Linked DNA regions of Homo sapiens: region 1 is linked to region 2. The links are chromatin loops, found by intact Hi-C in ENCODE. Cell type or tissue: prostate gland. All regions are shown on one strand. Each heading gives the region's core, and the rest is flanking DNA. Links, peaks and the distances in the headings are about the cores only.

What was found. Hi-C counts contacts between places; a loop is a spot of excess contacts. Peaks named below come from ENCODE experiments on the same cell type or tissue, not always from the same donor. Only the 100,000 strongest peaks of a DNase experiment are listed, where the experiment ranks them.
Region 1: it touches region 2 in a loop (3-fold over the local background); 50 of 110 quality-filtered maps call a loop at or near these places.

What each region holds. Positions count from the first base shown.
Region 1 is chr9:120,344,328-120,352,662 of GRCh38, forward strand. All of the region lies in intron 2 of LOC105376253 (a long non-coding RNA gene), which reads right to left. Among named protein-coding and RNA genes, the nearest start is that of MIR147A, 100 kb to the left of the region's middle. In prostate gland, for the core only: a CTCF peak has its summit at 4,743 (motif pointing left); a DNase peak (open chromatin) is centred at 4,839.
Region 2 is chr9:119,551,587-119,559,921 of GRCh38, forward strand. No RefSeq gene overlaps it. Among named protein-coding and RNA genes, the nearest start is that of BRINP1, 190 kb to the left of the region's middle. RefSeq lists enhancers at 4,322-4,842, 4,793-4,842. In prostate gland, for the core only: a CTCF peak has its summit at 4,660 (motif pointing right); a DNase peak (open chromatin) is centred at 4,865; H3K4me3 peaks cover 418 bases; H3K27ac peaks cover 1,043 bases.

The DNA.
Region 1 (8,335 bases), core at 266-8,265, 790 kb after region 2:
CCTCCAGACTAGGGAAAGGTTTCCCTTCCAAATCCTGTCAATCTATTGTCCCTCCCCCTAGCTGTAGTCAGAGTCTGTTTTGAATCATAAGTTATGTGGTTGTACATCCAGGTTGCCTAAGCAGGTGACTCATCACCATCACTGCCGGAAGCAAATCCCAAATCCTTCTCAGTCAAGTCTGGAAAAAGACAAATACTCATCCTCCCAGGACTCCATGTAGGGAAAAAGTAGGGAAACCCGCTGCTTAGATTATTCCCCTGCCCTTGCTGTCTTTCCAGAGGGTTGGGCCCATCCAGAGATGGGGAGTGGACCAGGAGTCAACAGTAGGTTTAATTGCTAGACCCTTTCTAAAGATGAAGAATCTAAAGCACAGAGAGATTAAGTAACTTGTTCACAATCAGCTGTCTAGTAAGCTGAGAAAAATAAAATTTGAATTCAGGTCCATCTGACCTCCCCGCCCCCACCCCGCCCGAAAGCTTTGTTGTTTATTCAACAAGTATTTAAATGTTTACTATGGGTCTGCCTTTATATTGGATTATAAGACTCTAAATGTTTTTATATGACTTCAATTTAAAGGAGACACTGGCATGTATTCAGACAATTAGATATAGCAGCATAGGTGTTTACAGATCAGAAAGCCTGGTAATAACAACAAACCCTGCCTTGTTAGCCAGGAAGGTTTTCCATAGAAATGGACATCTAAACTGAATCATTAGATTAGACAGAAATTATCCAGGTAAAGAGGTTAATAAAGTCATTCCAAGGAGAGGAAACAGCTTGGACAAAGGCAAATATTTAAGAGAAATCACAGAGTACATGAGAAACCACCAGGAATGGGTGAGTCTGGAGAGTATGGAGAACTGGGGGCTATAATTTTTCAATTGTCCAGATTCAAACAAAACAATCTCCATTTTTCAGACAACAAAACACAAGAACACTCTATGTCACTCACAAGCAACAGTGTATGAGAGTCAAGGAAAGCCTGAGTTTGGCTGCAGTAACAAACAAGGGTTCATTTCTCCCATGCACTACGTGTTTGCTACCGGTTGGCTGTAGCTCTGCTCCACCTTGTCTCCCCTCCAGGTCCCAGGCTGATGGAGCAGCCTCTGTCTATTTGGGACATTGTCAGTCACAATAGCAAAGATGAGGGAAGACCAAACCACATGCTGGCTCCTACAGTTTCTGCTTAGAAGTGGGGCATGTCACTTCTCTCCATTTTTCTTTGGTGAGAGGAAGTCATGTGACCAAGTCTGATTAAAACCAGGGCAGAGCAGGGAGGAGCAGCAAATATGCATGGGTTACGATGGCACCTACCACAGTGAGCCAGAATTTGGGGATGCACTGAAAGTCTGCACTTCATGTAACCACCAAAGCTCACACAGGATTTGATTTTTTTGGTTCCCGGAGGCATGAAATCATCAAAGGGAGGGAAAAGTTGAGTCCATGACATGGCATCAGCTGGACCATGGCTGTGCAAGCAGCATCCCTCCCAGGGTCTCTTCATAATAAACGAATAATAAACATTCTACTAAAATCTTTAAACGGATAGAGGAGTTTAATTATAATAATTTAATTTCAGAAGCAAAAGCTGCTTTTATACAATTACACTGAGGCAACTTTTAATTAACTTTGGAAACTTTCTTTTGCTTAGAAAATCTAATTAAAAATATGGAACTATTAACATCACACAAGATTCAGGAGGGGGCAGAAATAATATTGGGAAGGTATGGAAAAGAGACATAGAAAAGATGCCTTTAGGGAGTTAGGGTCACCTAAGTTTCCCAAAGCATTCAATAGTTCCTGTCCCTCCCTAAGCTCTTGGAACGCCAAGGAAAGTTTTTGCCAACAGTTGCTCTGTGGATTCCTGTAAGCAATGGGATGTGATGAGAGTCCTGCCTTTTCTTTCTTCTGTGTTCAGGACGCACCCATCTCTGATGTAGGGAATATGGGGCGGGGAGGGGGATTAGATTTGAGGGTCAGAGGAAATTTCAGAAAGTGAAATGACACTATAAATTAGCCCCTCCTCAGAGGGGACAGCAGGGGAGAGTCTGCTTACTTTGCAACTTACCTACTCCTAACGTGTGCCCAGGGGATAACAGCATGATCTCAACCACAGTGGTCCACGCTCCAGCAGAATCACCAGGGAGCTCTTCAGAAATACAACACTGAGGGCCGGACGCGGTGGCTCACGCCTATAATCTCAGCACTTTGGGAGGCCAAGGCGGGCAGATCACGAGGTCAAGAGATGGAGACCATCCTAGCCAACATCATGAAACCCCGTCTCTACTAAGAATACAAAAATTAGCTGGGCGTGGTGGCACACGCCTGTAGTCCCAGCTACTCGGGAGGCTGAGGCAGGAGAATCGCTTGAACCTAGGAAGCGGAGGTTGCAGTGAGCTGAGATCGCGCCACTGCACTCCAGCCTGGTGACAGAGCGAGACTCCATCTCAAAAAAAAAAAGAAAAGAAAAGAAATACAACACTGATTCTTGGGCCTTGCCCTAGATCCACTGAGTCTGAACAGGCATTTGTTATTTGTTTGGGAGGATATTTTTTAACTTTTAAGTTCAGGGGTACATGTGCAGGTTTGTTATATGGATCAACTCGTGTCACAGTGGTTTTTTGTACAGATCATTTCATCACCCAGGTATTAAGCCCAGTACCCATTGGTTATTTTTCCTGATCCTCTCCTTCCTCCTACCCTCCACCCTCCCATAGGCCCCAGTGCGTGTTGTTCCCCTCTATGTATCCATGTGTTCTCATCATTTAGCTCTCACCTGTAAGTGAGAACATACGGTATTTGGTTTTCTGTTCCTGCATTAGTTTGCTAAGGATAATGGTCTCCAGCTCCAACTATGTTCCCACAAAGGACATGATCTCATTCCTTTTTATGTCTACATAGTATTCCATGGTGTATATGTACCACATTTTTTTAATCCAATCTATCATTAATGGGCATTTAGATTGATTTCATCTCTTTGCTATTGTGAACAGTGCTGCAATGAACATACGCATGCATGTGTCTTTATGGTAGAACAATTTATATTCCTTTGGGTATATGCCCAGTGATATATATGGTTTGGTTCTGTGTCCCCACCCAAATCTCATGTCAAATTATAATTTCCAGTGTTGGAGATAGGGCCTGGTGGGAGGTGATTGGATCATGGAGGTGGATTTCTCATGAATGGTTTACCACCATCCCCTTTGTGCTATTCTCACGATCGTGACTGGGTTCTTGTGAGATCTGGTTATTTAAAAGTGTGTGGCACCTCCCCCCTCACTCTCTCTTGCCCTTGTTTCCCTCTATGTGAGATGCCTCACTCCCACTTTACCTTCCACCATGACTATAAGTTTCCTGAGTCCTCTTCAGAAGCTGAGCAGATGCCAGCACCATGCTTCCTGTACAGGCTGCAGAACCATAAGCCAGTTAAACCTCTTTTCCTTATAAACTACCCAGCCTCAGGTATTTCTTTATAGCAATGCAAGAACAGACTAATACACCCAGTAATGGGATTGCTGTGTCAAATGGTAATTCTGTTTTTAGCTCTTTGAGGAATCGCCACACTGCTATCCACAATGGTTGAACTAATTTACACTCCCACCAACAGTGTATAAGTGTTCCTTTTTCTCTGGAACCTCACCAGCCTCTGTTTTTTTGAACTTGATGCCCAGGTGTTGGCTATACACGCTAAAGTCTGAGAAGCCCCGGGCGAGGTCACAGTCATCTCCAAGTATGATCTGCCAACAACCTGCTTCAGAAGTCCTTGGGGCGTTGTCTAGAAAGCAGATCTCCAGGCCCTACCCCAAGCCTAGTGAAACAGAACCCCTGGAGGTGGGGCTCAGGGACCCATATTTCATACAAGATCTCCCAAGAGATTCTGGTATGCACTAGAGTTTGGGACAACTGACATCTTCCAAGAAACTCCCTGCTTGAGGTCAGGAAGCCTGACTGGCTGGGGAGTCCCTCAACTTCTTCTCGGCCTCAGTTTCCACAAGAGAAAAGCACCCATTCTAGGAAGCTTACTGAGTGTCCACTGAGAAAGTGGATGGGAACTGCTGTGTAAATGACAGCTGATTATGTAAATCTGAGTGTTCTTTGCTGAAGGTGACATTGTCATCCCAGGCTGGTTCCACTGAAATCAGAGAGACATTGGGGGTTAGGAGAGCCATTTGGGGGGTTAGTAGACCAAGATTCTAACCTGAATTCACCACCAACTTACTACAAGGCCTTCAGCAAATTAGACTACCCTGTCTGGTCTCAGTTTCTCAACTTTCTCACCACCAAGCAATAAAGTTGTAAAATGTGCAGGATAATCTAACCAAACTTTGAGACCTCCTAGGGCCCTGGAATCTGTCATTTGCCCTCTAGGTGGAAACCATCTTCCCAGATGAAGACAGAGGCAGAGGGGTCTCTGACAAGAATGGCTTCAAGCCTACTGGGGGGCTTTAGGAAGAAGGGGCTCTGTCCGCTGCATGTTACAGACATGTGTTTACAAATCAGTCCCTGGCATTCTTGGATTCTTCTGAAACTCTAAAAACAAAACCAAAAGGAAAACAAACAAAATTGATTCTCAAGTGGCTCAGAATCCCCCAGCCCACCTGGCCTTGTGCTTGCCCACCAAGGATTCCAAATATAACCAGCTGACCCAGATTCCTGAGCCAAAGGGCCTCCATTGGAGTTGCATAGGGCAGAGCAGTCGGGAGGAACTTTAATGTTACACTGACCCCCTGTGGAAGTCAGAGGCAGCAGCCGCTGCTCGCACCTCCAGCAGCCCCTCTCCCCTCCCCCCATTCTCCCAACCGAGCACCCCTGACAGCAGCCCCCGACCCTCTGAAGGAGGGCCACCCACCAGCTGCCGCCTCTGAGGCAGAGACCACTGGCCGAATGCGAATGCATCCTGGGGAACCCCCGCCAAAGTCAGACAGAGGACAAAGAGAGGTGGTAGGTATGTCCTCCATTCCAGCTCGCTGCCACCCACCAGCGCACCGTCTCCTGCATGGACGTCGCTACCACCTTCTCAGTGGCCTCCCAGCCCCCTCATTCATCCTCCTTTGGGGCGAGGCCTCTTTCCTGCTCAAATGCCTTCGACAGCTTTCTGTAGCCTAGGGATTAAGTTCAATCCTCGGTCTGGCTTCCAGAGGTCACCAGGATCTAGTCCCAACCTAACTCTTGAGCCTCCTTGCCCAGGCTCTGAGAGGCCAGGAGCACCCAGTTCTTCTCTCATCCCAGTTTCCCACCTCAGGCTGCCCCTCTCCCTCCTGACACCTCCCTGCCTGCCCCTGTCTCCTCTTTCCAGTCCCTCCCAGACTTCGAAGCACAGCAGAAATGCTGCCTCCCGGAGACACCTTCCCTGGTCACTCAAGCTCTTTACAGTAGCAGGAGGTCAGAGGCCAGCTTTGCACCAGCTCCTCCTGCCTCTTGCCAGATGTGCTACAAGTCACTTCCACTCTCAGAGCATCAGTTCTCTCAGACGGAGATGGAAATAATAACCCCAGCCCAGCCTAGCTCAGGGGACGGGTACTGAGATGTCACAAGATAATGGAGAGCTCTGAAAATGGTTAAGTATATGCCTACATTACCTTATGTTACAATGGTTTGTACCATGGTGGGTTTTGGGGTTTTTTTTGGTTTTTTTTTTTGGTTTTTTGTGTTTTTTTTTTTTGTTTTTTGAGATGGAGTTTGCTCTGTCACCCAGGCTGGAGTGCAGTGGTGCACTCTTGGCTCACTGCAACATCTGCCTCCTGAGTTCAAGCAATTCTCCTGCCTCAGCCTCCCAAGTAGCTGGGGCTACAGGCACGTGCTGCCACACCCAGCTAATTTTTGTATTTTTAGTAGAGATGGGGTTTCACGATGTTGGCCAGGCTGGTCTCAAACTCCTGACTTTAGGTGATCCACCACCCTCGGCCTCCCAAAGTGCTGGGATTATAGGCATGAGCCACCATGCCCGGCCTTGTACCTCATTTTGCCTTGCATCAGGTAGGGATTTTGTTTCACACACTAACCTCAGATAACTGAGAGTGGCCACTGGAGCCAGTGAACGGCAGGGTCAGGCCTGGGACCCTGAGGTCCAACTCTGTGTTAGATGCTGGAGACACCAAGATGTCCGCAAAGAGCCCTCCATCAGTGAAGGAGACAGATTCATGAGGATTACAATTCAGGTTGATAAGGGCTGGGACAGAGGTAGACAGGCACCTAGCAGGGCCCTGGACCCGGTCTCTGGTGTTAGGAAAGGCTTCTGGAGGAGGTGATATCTGAACTGGGACCTGAAGGACCAGGGTGTGTTAGCCAAGAGAAGAGCATGAGGATGGGCAGGAGAGCTACAGGTCTCTGCGTGCAATGACCCCAATGCGGGGACACCTTAAGAGTGCAGTGTGGCCAGCAACGCAGTGGGGGCCTGATCATGCAAAAGACTCCAAACATGAGCACAGTGGGCCCTCTGCCAGCTTCTGAAGAAGAAAATGACATGGCCAGATTATTATCTGAGAAGCATTCCTCTGACTTCAAGATGCAGAGCAAATGTGTGACTGGGGACAGGGGGGAGCCAGAGAGAGTGTGAGGCAGTCATTCCAGCCAACAAATTCCCCATCTTTGGGCTCCGATCAGCAAAGGAAAGCCCCACTTAATGCTGCAAGGGGAAAGGCCTGTAGAAATAAGGGAACCACAAATACACTCAGATTCACAGGACCCAAGAGGACCTTAAACATGGTCCCTTCCAAATCCAGCTCCCAGCACCTGACTTCTGTCTTCATCCTTCAGCCTCTGCGTGCCGTCATCCCCGATCAGGGAACTTGTTACCTGCCCAAACAAAGCATTTCCCAAGGAGAAATGTGCCCCAAAGCATATGGGGATGATGGAGACGTGCTGAAAAAAAAGGCATTCTCTGAACCATGAGCCAAGACACGTGGGAGTCATTAGTGCGCAGAGCCCAGAATGGTGAGCGCATGTCCCTCACTCGACCTCTGCCCCATTCTGCCTGGTTATGCCACATTCCCCTGAGACCTGCAGGCATGAGATGTCAGTGGGAAGGAAGAATAAAACCCGCCAGCATGAGGCCCCAGGCCAATGGCCATGGCACTCACAGGTGAGTTGGGCCGGAGGACACAGAATCCTGTCGATGAGAATGAGCTTCCGGAAAGGGGAGGTGGCATCAGCATCCTCAAAGGTGAGTTTCAGAAAAGTCCTTCCGATGTGAGGAGGAGGATGAGTGGGAGGAAATAAACCAGCTGTATGACACCAGGGAGTATTTACTGTGTACCAGGCCATGCCCTCAACACGTTGCACGTTTATTAGCTCACTTCCTCCTCACCAGAAGCCAATGAAGCAGGTACTTCTATAATCCCCATTTTCCAGATGAGGAAGCTGAGGCCCAGAGAGTTTAAGGAACTTGCCCAAGGCTACCCAAGAGTAGGTATGCAGAGTGAGTGGACAAGAGCCAGGCCAGCCTCAAGGAACAGAGCCAGAGCATGTCAGAGCCCCAGGGATGGGGCTGCTTGAGGGGTAGGCGGCTCTACCTTGTGAGGCTGAGCTGGAAAACAGGACCCAGCCAGAGTTTCCTGCTCTGCCATTCTGCAGCTAGATGAGCTCTGGCAATGAATGTCTCCTCTCAGTTTTCTCAGCTGCAAAATGGGCATGATGAGCCTCATCAGCCAGACCTCTCATGAGGATGAACAGGAGAAGGAATGCCCAGCCCAGAGTAGGGACCCACGAGGGCTCCTTCACTTCCCTCCCCTGCAGGCAGCTTGCTGAGCCCCATGGGCACACAACCAAATATCAGGAGCTGGCAGTCAAGAGCAACTCCCCTCCCCTGCCGCGTTTCCTGCCTCACAGCCTCATTCACTGCCCTTACCATGGAGGACACCATGGCCAGCATTTAGGAATCGCCCTGGGGTCTCGTTGTGTGAAGTGAAAGCGTGTTGTGGAGGACATTGTTCATCACAGCTGGGAGACGCCCCTCTCAGAGATCCAGGAGTGCCTCTCAGCCTCTCCCAGGAACAGCTGTGGCTCCTTTGGGCAACAGCAAACAAGTTGTAGATGCTCCTTTTACTCTTTGCTTTACCTACTAGGGAGCTCAGAGCCATGTATACACTGTGATCATCCAGCCCTACCAGTTTCCCAGTACCCACTGAAAGGAAACAATGTGGAGGTCTTTTCTACCAGTGCAGATGGCTTCCCAGCATACATTTTGGGGAACATATACTCCCTTGGGTACATCTTATGTTGCTATACTTGTTTACTCCTAGCCCCAATGACCTTATGCTTTTATTCCCCCAAAATAAAAATACACACATGCCATTTGAAATTCCACCCCCTCAAAGGTGAATGTTCATGTCAACAT
Region 2 (8,335 bases), core at 238-8,237:
CCAGCTACTCGGGAGGATGAGGCAGGAAAATCGATTGAACCTGGGAGGTGGAGGTTGTGGTGAGCCGAGATCGTGCCATTGCACTCCAGCCTGGGCAACAAGAGGGAAACTCTGTCTCAAAAAAAAAAAAATGGATATTTCTGGATGGGGAGCATGTAACTACCTCCCTGGGCCCCCATTTCTCATCTTTTGCAGTGGATACCACCTGAAGCAGCTACCAAGTTCTCTACACCTCTCTCACTTTGGGAATGACCTCGGTACACAGAGGTGGAATGCTGGTGGCCATGCTTGGCCCTAGCCCCAAGCCATAGCTACTGGCCCAGAAGTACACCTTGTATATAAGCCAGGCCATTCAGAGTTTTTCCCTGGGATTTTCTTATCAGAACTAAAGGGAGAGAAAGGAAGAGTCTCAGTCTCTCTCAGGTGGTAGTCATGAAATATGAGTGGTAGGAACCACGGCCCTATAGAGGAAGCCAGCAGTTTATCTAATGGAACTGGCATGCAGAAATGAAAGACATAAAGAAAGGTGCAATTCTGTTAAGTGAAGTCCCAGATTCCAAGTGTCCCTACAACCCAGATATACCCTTTACACAAGGCTTGCAAAATGCTCCAGTGTTTTCTGGTGGAAGAATATCTTCTTGCTTAAGGTAATATTTTGCCTAAGGATTTCTCTCCATTGGGTTGAACTGGATGATCATTAAGGCTTCTTCATCCCTTAATCATCTGTGGTTCTTAAATGTGGACTGAAATACCTACTGTACTTTTATCCTGGGATCCTAAGACTTAAGGACAGAAGAGATTCTCAAGACCCAGGATGATAAGCCACAGGGATAAAAATTTCTAATATATTTTTTCTATACACCTTCCTATGACTTATCCCCCACTCCTAAAGCTAGCAGTATTATTTATATATATGTATGTATAACAATTAAATAGCATTTCATATCTTACAGTGTTCTTTATCATATAGAAAATTTATAACACCCCTGCATGGAGGTGTCACTCTTTTTGCTACTGTTATAGAAACTGGTTTTTTGGTCTTTCCTGGCTTAAATCTCCAGTCTTCTCAGGGAGCCCAACCCTGGAAAAACCTATACCATCTCCACCACTCCTAGGTCAATCAAGTCTTACAGCAAGAGTTTTCAGTTCTGTGGTCCTGACATATCCTTTGCTCTTGAGTCAATGCATTAGTCTGTTCTTATACTGCTATAAAGAACTATCTGAGACTGGGTAATTTATGAATAAAAGAGGTTTAATTGACTCACAGTTTTGCAGACTATACAGGAAGCATGACTGGGAGGCCTCAGGAAACTTACAATCATGGCAGAAGGATGAAGGCGAAAGAAGGCACATCCACACACGGTGGCAGGAGAGAGAGCAAAGGAGGAAGTGCCACACACTTTTAAACCATCAGATCTTGTGAAACTCACTATCACGAGAACAGCAAGGGGAAAATCTGCCCCTATGATCCAATCACCTCCCACCAGGTTCCCCCTCCAACATTGGGAATTACAATTCAACATGATTTGGGTGGGGACACAGAGCCAAACCATATCAGTCAACAACGCCTATTGTAGGCTCACACTGTTAACGTATTCTTAAAATAGCCACTAGGGTCACCTGCAAGAAGCCCTGCAAATTGATTCACTTGAATGGTGTTTTCAGCACCCATAGCACTGGGGCCTAAGAATACGTGCCAGGGAGAATGTCAGAAATGCAAAATATAAGACTCCTAGCCCCAGCAGGTCACCACCTGGGTGGGAAGGAGGTCACTGACACAGATAGCGGCAACCTTCTAGGGATTATGTTATGATCCAGGCAGGTGCTACATTATCCAAGGAAAGAGAACAGCAAACCCACTCCATGAGTTCTGAGAAGGCTTTCCAGGAAACAGCACAGCTGAGTCTTGAATCATCTCAGCCACTTCGCAGTTCTGTAACTTTGGGCAAGTAACCTTATCTCTGGCATGTTAGTCTTCTCTGTAAAATGGAAATAATAATTGTGCTCCCTCATAGGCTTGTTGTGTGTATTAAATGAATTAATGCGTGTAAGGTACTTAAAACAGTGATGGGCACACAGTTAGTATTTAACACCCATTAGCCATTGTCATCATCATTATCATCATCATTAAAAAGTAAGAGTTTATCACAGAGGCAGGCAGGGTAGGATGTCAGTCAGAGGGAATGACAGGGCTGTGTAAAAGCATGTTATACTTGGAGTTTGGCAAATTGCGCCAGCTTGCTGCAAAGTCAAGTGTGTAGGGATCTTAGGAGCTGATTCTCCAGGTATCACCAAACTTTTTCAATAGAGAGTCAGATAGTAAATATTTTAGGTTTTGTGGGCCAAGGGCCAGCGTCCTTAACTTTTTAAGCAACTATTCTCTCCAAAAGTATAATGGTTTGTTTAGCACTTTATGTTTAAAAATGTCAAAACCATGTTTTTTGTTCATGGAACATATAGGTTGTGGGTTTTATTTGGTCCATGAGACACAGTCTGCTAACCCCTGCTGCAGAAAGCAACTAGGAGCTGGGCTGTTAAAGACAGCATAGGCCTTGCTAAGGAGGATGAGCTTCTCTAGGCAGGGGAAAGGCAAAGGGTTTAAACGGAACTTCAAGATCAGATTCGCATGTGGCAAAGTAACATAGAGAGTGGATTGGGGTGAAGAGGGAGGGGCAAGCTTAAGCTAGCAGTCTAATTAGAAAATGACTATAATTGCAATGGAAGTGATATTTGTACAGAGGCAGTACTGATGAGGATGCTGAGAGATATTTAGGGGCAAAATTAACATAACTTGTCTGGATTTAGCCAGTAAGAGAGAAAACAGAACACTCAATGTATCTGCTTATGTAAAGACAGATAGACCTCTACTTAGGGTAGAAGTGAGTGCCCCATCCCCAGAAGCATTCAAACAGAGCATAGATTCCCACCTGACAGGTATTCTGCAGACAGCAATGAATGGAAATAGAAGCAGATAAAGTATCTTCTAGCTCTGAAGGCCCACAGTGCTATGGCTCTGTGATCGTCTTTATCAATCTAACAGGCACAAACGATTTGTTTAGTCAATGAGGGATATAGACAAACTTCACCCCTCAATATGAATCACCTTAATTTTGCAGAAAGCTGTCTATTTTCTATAGTGCTCACATCCATTATCTCTCTGAGGAGCCTGGAACAGGACTCAGACCTGAAACACACTGGACAAACATGAGACGGTTATCATTATTTTAAAAATATGCTTCAGTTGAATATAAAAGTTCTTTACATTATTTCAAGTTTAGTGCAGTTATTCTGACTTGGGAACAGCAAATTATTCACTTCTATACCCCTATAATTTCTTGGACAATAGTTGGCACATTGCAATAGTACACAAATATTTGTTAAATCCTAGCAATCCAGCAGAAGCCAGCTTGGAAAGCATTTCCTCCACGTGGCCTTCCACCATGATGCTATAGAAAAGACCCGCTCGTGTCATCACTGGCTCCCACTGCAATGAGAACAGCATCATTGTTGATAATAACAGACACCTTTTTTTGGTATTCCTTGTGTGGCAGGTGAGGTGAGGGTGAGGTTCCTTACAGACATTCTGCACTAAGCCTCGCAAGGACCTAATGTGTTTCTCTTTTCTTTTCTTTTCTTTCTCTCTCTCTCTTTCTCTCTTCCTTTCTTTCCTTCTTTCTTTTTTTGTCTGAGAGAGGGTCTCACTCTGTCACCCAGGCTGAAGTGCAGTGACATGATCACAGCTCACTGCAGCCTTGGCCTCCTGGACTTAAGCAATCCTCCCACCTCAGCCTCCCAAGACTACAGGTACACCACCTGGGACTACAGGTTAATGTTTTTTGTTGTTGTTGTCGTTTTGGTTTTTTCTTTTCTTTTCTTTTCTTTCTTTTTTTTTTTTTTTTTTTTGAGATGGCATCTCCCTCTGTGGCCCAGGCTGGAGTGCAATGGCACAATCTCGGCTCACTGCCACCTCCGCCTCCCAGGTTCAAGCAATTCTCCTGCCTCAGCCTCCCAAGTAGCTAAGATTACAGGTGCCCACCACCACACCCAGCTAATCTTTGTATTTTTAGTAGAGACAGGGTTTCACCATGCTGGCCAGGCTGGTCTCAAACTCCTGACCTCAGGTGACCTGCCTGCCTTGGCCTCCCAAACTTCTGGAATTACAGGTGTACACCACCACTCCTGGTTAAGGACCTAATGGGATAGATGCCATTGCACTGCCCATTTTACGGATGATAAAGTTGCAGCCCAAAGAAGTGAAAGGCTAATTTTATTTTATTTATTTTTTAAAGACGAGGTCTTGCTATGTTGCCCAAGCTGGACTTGAACTCTTGGTCTCCTGTGATCTTCCCACTTCAGCCTTCAGAGTAGCTGGGATTACAGGCACCTGCCACCACACCCAGCTCACACAGGCTAATTATTGAATAACCCCTGCTTTTCCAGCAGACACAATGAGGGCATTTTTGTATCTGTTTATTCAAGGAGGGAGACATTGGGGCTGTTAGGTGTGCCTGGACTGGTAATAAGGTCTTTTATCATAACCCTCCCAAAGTCTCAGGGCGGCTGTGGCCAACACGCGTCTCCAGGCCCACAGGCTCTGAGGCGGAAACCACAGTTCCAGGTCCCCAGGCTCCAGCCGCCAATGCGGCTACCGACCAGCAGAGGGCAGCTGCGGGAAGCCGTCCAAAGGCGGCCTCCACCCCCATTAGTGCCAATTAAGCCGCGAGATGCAAGAGGCGAGCGCGTGGTGAAAGAAAACACATCTACTTCTGGGTTGAGCTAGGCTGGGTGATCTGCTGGGAGGGACGTTGACCTGCTTCCAAAAAGCCGGCTGGATGGTGCCGTGGTGGCTGCCTGCAAAGGAACACCGGCCTATGGGAACCAGACCCTGGGGCTTCCCGCGAGCTTCTCTTCCTCCAGCCAGCAAAACAGGAAAAGCCTGGCCCAGGGACGGAGGGAGATGTTGTGGAGCAGACGGACTGGCTGGAGCCAAAGGGCAGCCTCTTTGGAGCAGAAAAACAAACCCAGACATATCAAGAGATGCACAGGATGTCCCCAAAGCGCGTGCTCACGAAACAGGGTGAAACACACACACATTCAGAGTGAGCAACAGTCCCAGCCTGACTGATAAAATCCGGACAATCTCAAGCAAATCGCGATGGTTGGTTACTTGTCAGCTGAATACACATGCAGGCTGTGTACATCCACAGGCACAAGTGTATAGATGTAGCACAAATGCCCCCTGTCCCCCCGCCACCGCCACCAAATAAATGCAAATGTTTACCCACTCAGGCATAGGCACATTGAGACTGGAGGCTGCACTGGTTTGAATTCAGAAGGTCTAAATTCCAGTCCCAGCTTTGCCCCAAATCTGTGCCACCTCGAACAAGTTACCAAACCATTTTGGTTCTCAGTTTCCTCATTTGTAAAATGGAGGAGTCAAGCCCGTCAGGTTTCTTAAAATTATACAGCTTTAAAGCATTAAGTTCTCCAAGGAAGCCTGGGACTGCTTCTTATTTCTTCACCAAATCTCTAACCTTAGGGGAGGAACCAGCAAGATGGCCCAGTCCAAGTCCCTGGCCCCAAACCATTTCATGCAACAGCTCTATGGATGTTCTTATCTATCTGACAACCTGGAAATCTTTAAGTCAGCGCGTGTATGATCGTCTCCCTGTGAACACGATCGTACTGAATATGCAATTTCTTTTTCTGTCCTCCTTCTTCACTTAACTTTAGTACAGAGCATAAGAATTTCACAAACATGTTTTTAAATGGCCATGAAATGTTTCCTTAAATGGATAACTGTACCCCTCAGTTCGCTTTTTCTTGCGCGCCTCCCCATGTCCACCCCACACCCTGCGTTAGCTACTATAAATAATACTCCACAAAAAAAAAAAAAAATCTTCATGCATGTATCTTTTTTCTATTTTTGGATTTTTTTCTTTAGAAAAAAAATCCCAGAAATTAAATTACTAAAATTATATCTTATTTTAAGAGTCTTCATGCATATTGCCAAATTGTTTTCCAGAACGGTCGCCCTAGTTGACATGTCTACCAGCAATGCGTGAGATTCTTTATATCATCCCATTCTCAAAAGCATTGACATCCTCTTGTTTTTGTTTAAACTTTGCTAATTCAATAGGCAAAAAATGTTATCTCATGGTTTTAATAAGCCTTTCTTTGATTATTAGAGAGAGTGAACGTTTTTTTTTCTTGTGTTTGTTAACCAGTTGCATGTATTTCCTCTTTTGAGAATTGTCTGTTCTTGCCCTCTGCTCACTTATCTACTGGGTCTTAGTGAATTTAATTGATTTGCATGCGCTCTTTACATAATAAAGATAGTAATCCTTTGTCATATTGGCTGTGGGTATTTTTCCAGTTTGCTTTATGTATTTTCCTTTGTGATTTCTTCTATCACTTCTAAGCTTATACAGCCACCCCATCCTCCAGAGACTTGATAAATATTCATTTCTAATTCCTAGTATTTTTTTCTCCTGGGATGATTTGATTCTATAAGCTTAAGATTCCATGAGACCACAAATCTATGATTTTGTGCTTCCAAGATGAGTACTTCTAGCTCCTGATTTTCTTTCAAGGCATAGAATCCCTAATTTATTTCATATTTCCTTTTTACACGTCCCCACCCTTTGGATTATAAACTCCACGAAGGCAGGGACTGGGTCTGCCTCATTCCACCTGTATCCTAGGGGCCCAGCACAGTGCCAGGCACATAATAGGAGCACACTAAATGTCTACTGCTTGCTTATCTTCCTGATCTGTTTCAAGCTCTCAAGAATGCCCCAGTTCTGGCCCCACATCCAAGCATGCAGCATGGGTCGTCAGATGCATGATGTGACAGCATCTGGGGAAGCAGGAGGGCATTACCAGAAGAGAAGATAGCAATAGTTGAATTAAAAAGTGTGAAGGAACATGGCATGTAGAAAACAATATTGAGTCTAACATGCCAAGAGTGCAGGATGTGTGTGCTTGTGATAGGAGATACAGCTGAAAATGGAAGTTGGACCCAACTGGTGAAGGTTTCCGAGACAGTTTTGGAATTTCAGCCACAAAAATTCCATTCTCCACAGTACAGCCAGAGTGATCTTTTTAAAAGGTAAATCTGATCATGTCATTTTCCTGCCTCACATCTGGCAAAAGCTTCCCTTTGCAGGTAGGACACAGTTGAGAATCTTATTATAGTCTCCAGGGTCCTAGCTTTCCCATTCACCATGCCTCTTGCCACTCTCCCTTTGCTCACATCACAATTCCTTGCTATCCTTCGGCTCTGCCAGGCCTATCCTGTAACCAAGCTTCTGTGACTGCAGATTTTTTCCCATTAACCCTCTCATCCCGGGGCTACACATGTCTGCTGCTTCTCTTATTAGAATAGAGTTCAAACACACAAGACTTCCCACTTACCTATCACTCTTCTCTTTCTCCTTGCTTTACTATCTTCATCCAGTGTATCACTATCTAAAGGCATCTTCTTTGTCTATCTACCTGTTTATTTTTTCTGTCTTCTTCTTGAATGCAAACCTCAGGAGGGCAGAGGCCTTCCCTGTTTTATTTACTGCTACAGTTCCATCACCTACAACAGTGCCTGGCAGGCATAGTAGGAGATGGCTAAATTTTGCTTGAATGCATCAGATAAACTCATGGGCAGCTGGAGCCACAGGGAAAGGGGGTTGTGAGTAGGATGGTGTGTCTGTTTCAGAGATAATTCTGCTGGCATGGTGGAGAATGGTTTGGAGCTAGAGAAACCAGGGACAGGAAGAAGGAATAATGTTACCCATAAATGGTTGATAACCAGAAACTTTTCTGAGAAGAGGATTTGATCCAGGGAGAGCTAGAGATGGAAGAATGTTGTGTACTGGGTACTGGAAAGGGTTTTTAAAAACGTGCAGAGTTAGCAATGTGCTGGCAACCAACCCAAAAAATCCGTAATTGTAACAAACAATTATACGGTGTTTTAGCCCCCTTAAGGCTTTGACACTATCTCAGGATATCCTCACCATCACGATTCAAAGTAGGCAAGGTATAGGCTGCTATCTTCATTTTACAGATGAGAAAACTGAGGTCCTGGAAAATTAACCCAGGGTCACACAGCTTGTGAGCAGTGGATGTACAAAGAAACTGAGGTTCTGATGCTCAGCCCTGCCTGAGCTCTGCCTGGTGTCACAATTTTCCCACAGTAGCTGCCCTCCATGGAATGCTGCTGTGGGTAAAATCATATTTTAGGGTTAATGATCCAGATGAATAATGTTCCCCTGCCTTTGGGCCAGGCAGCACAAGAGAACTGCAGTGTCACTTTCTTCCTTAAGAGAGTTAAAATATCACA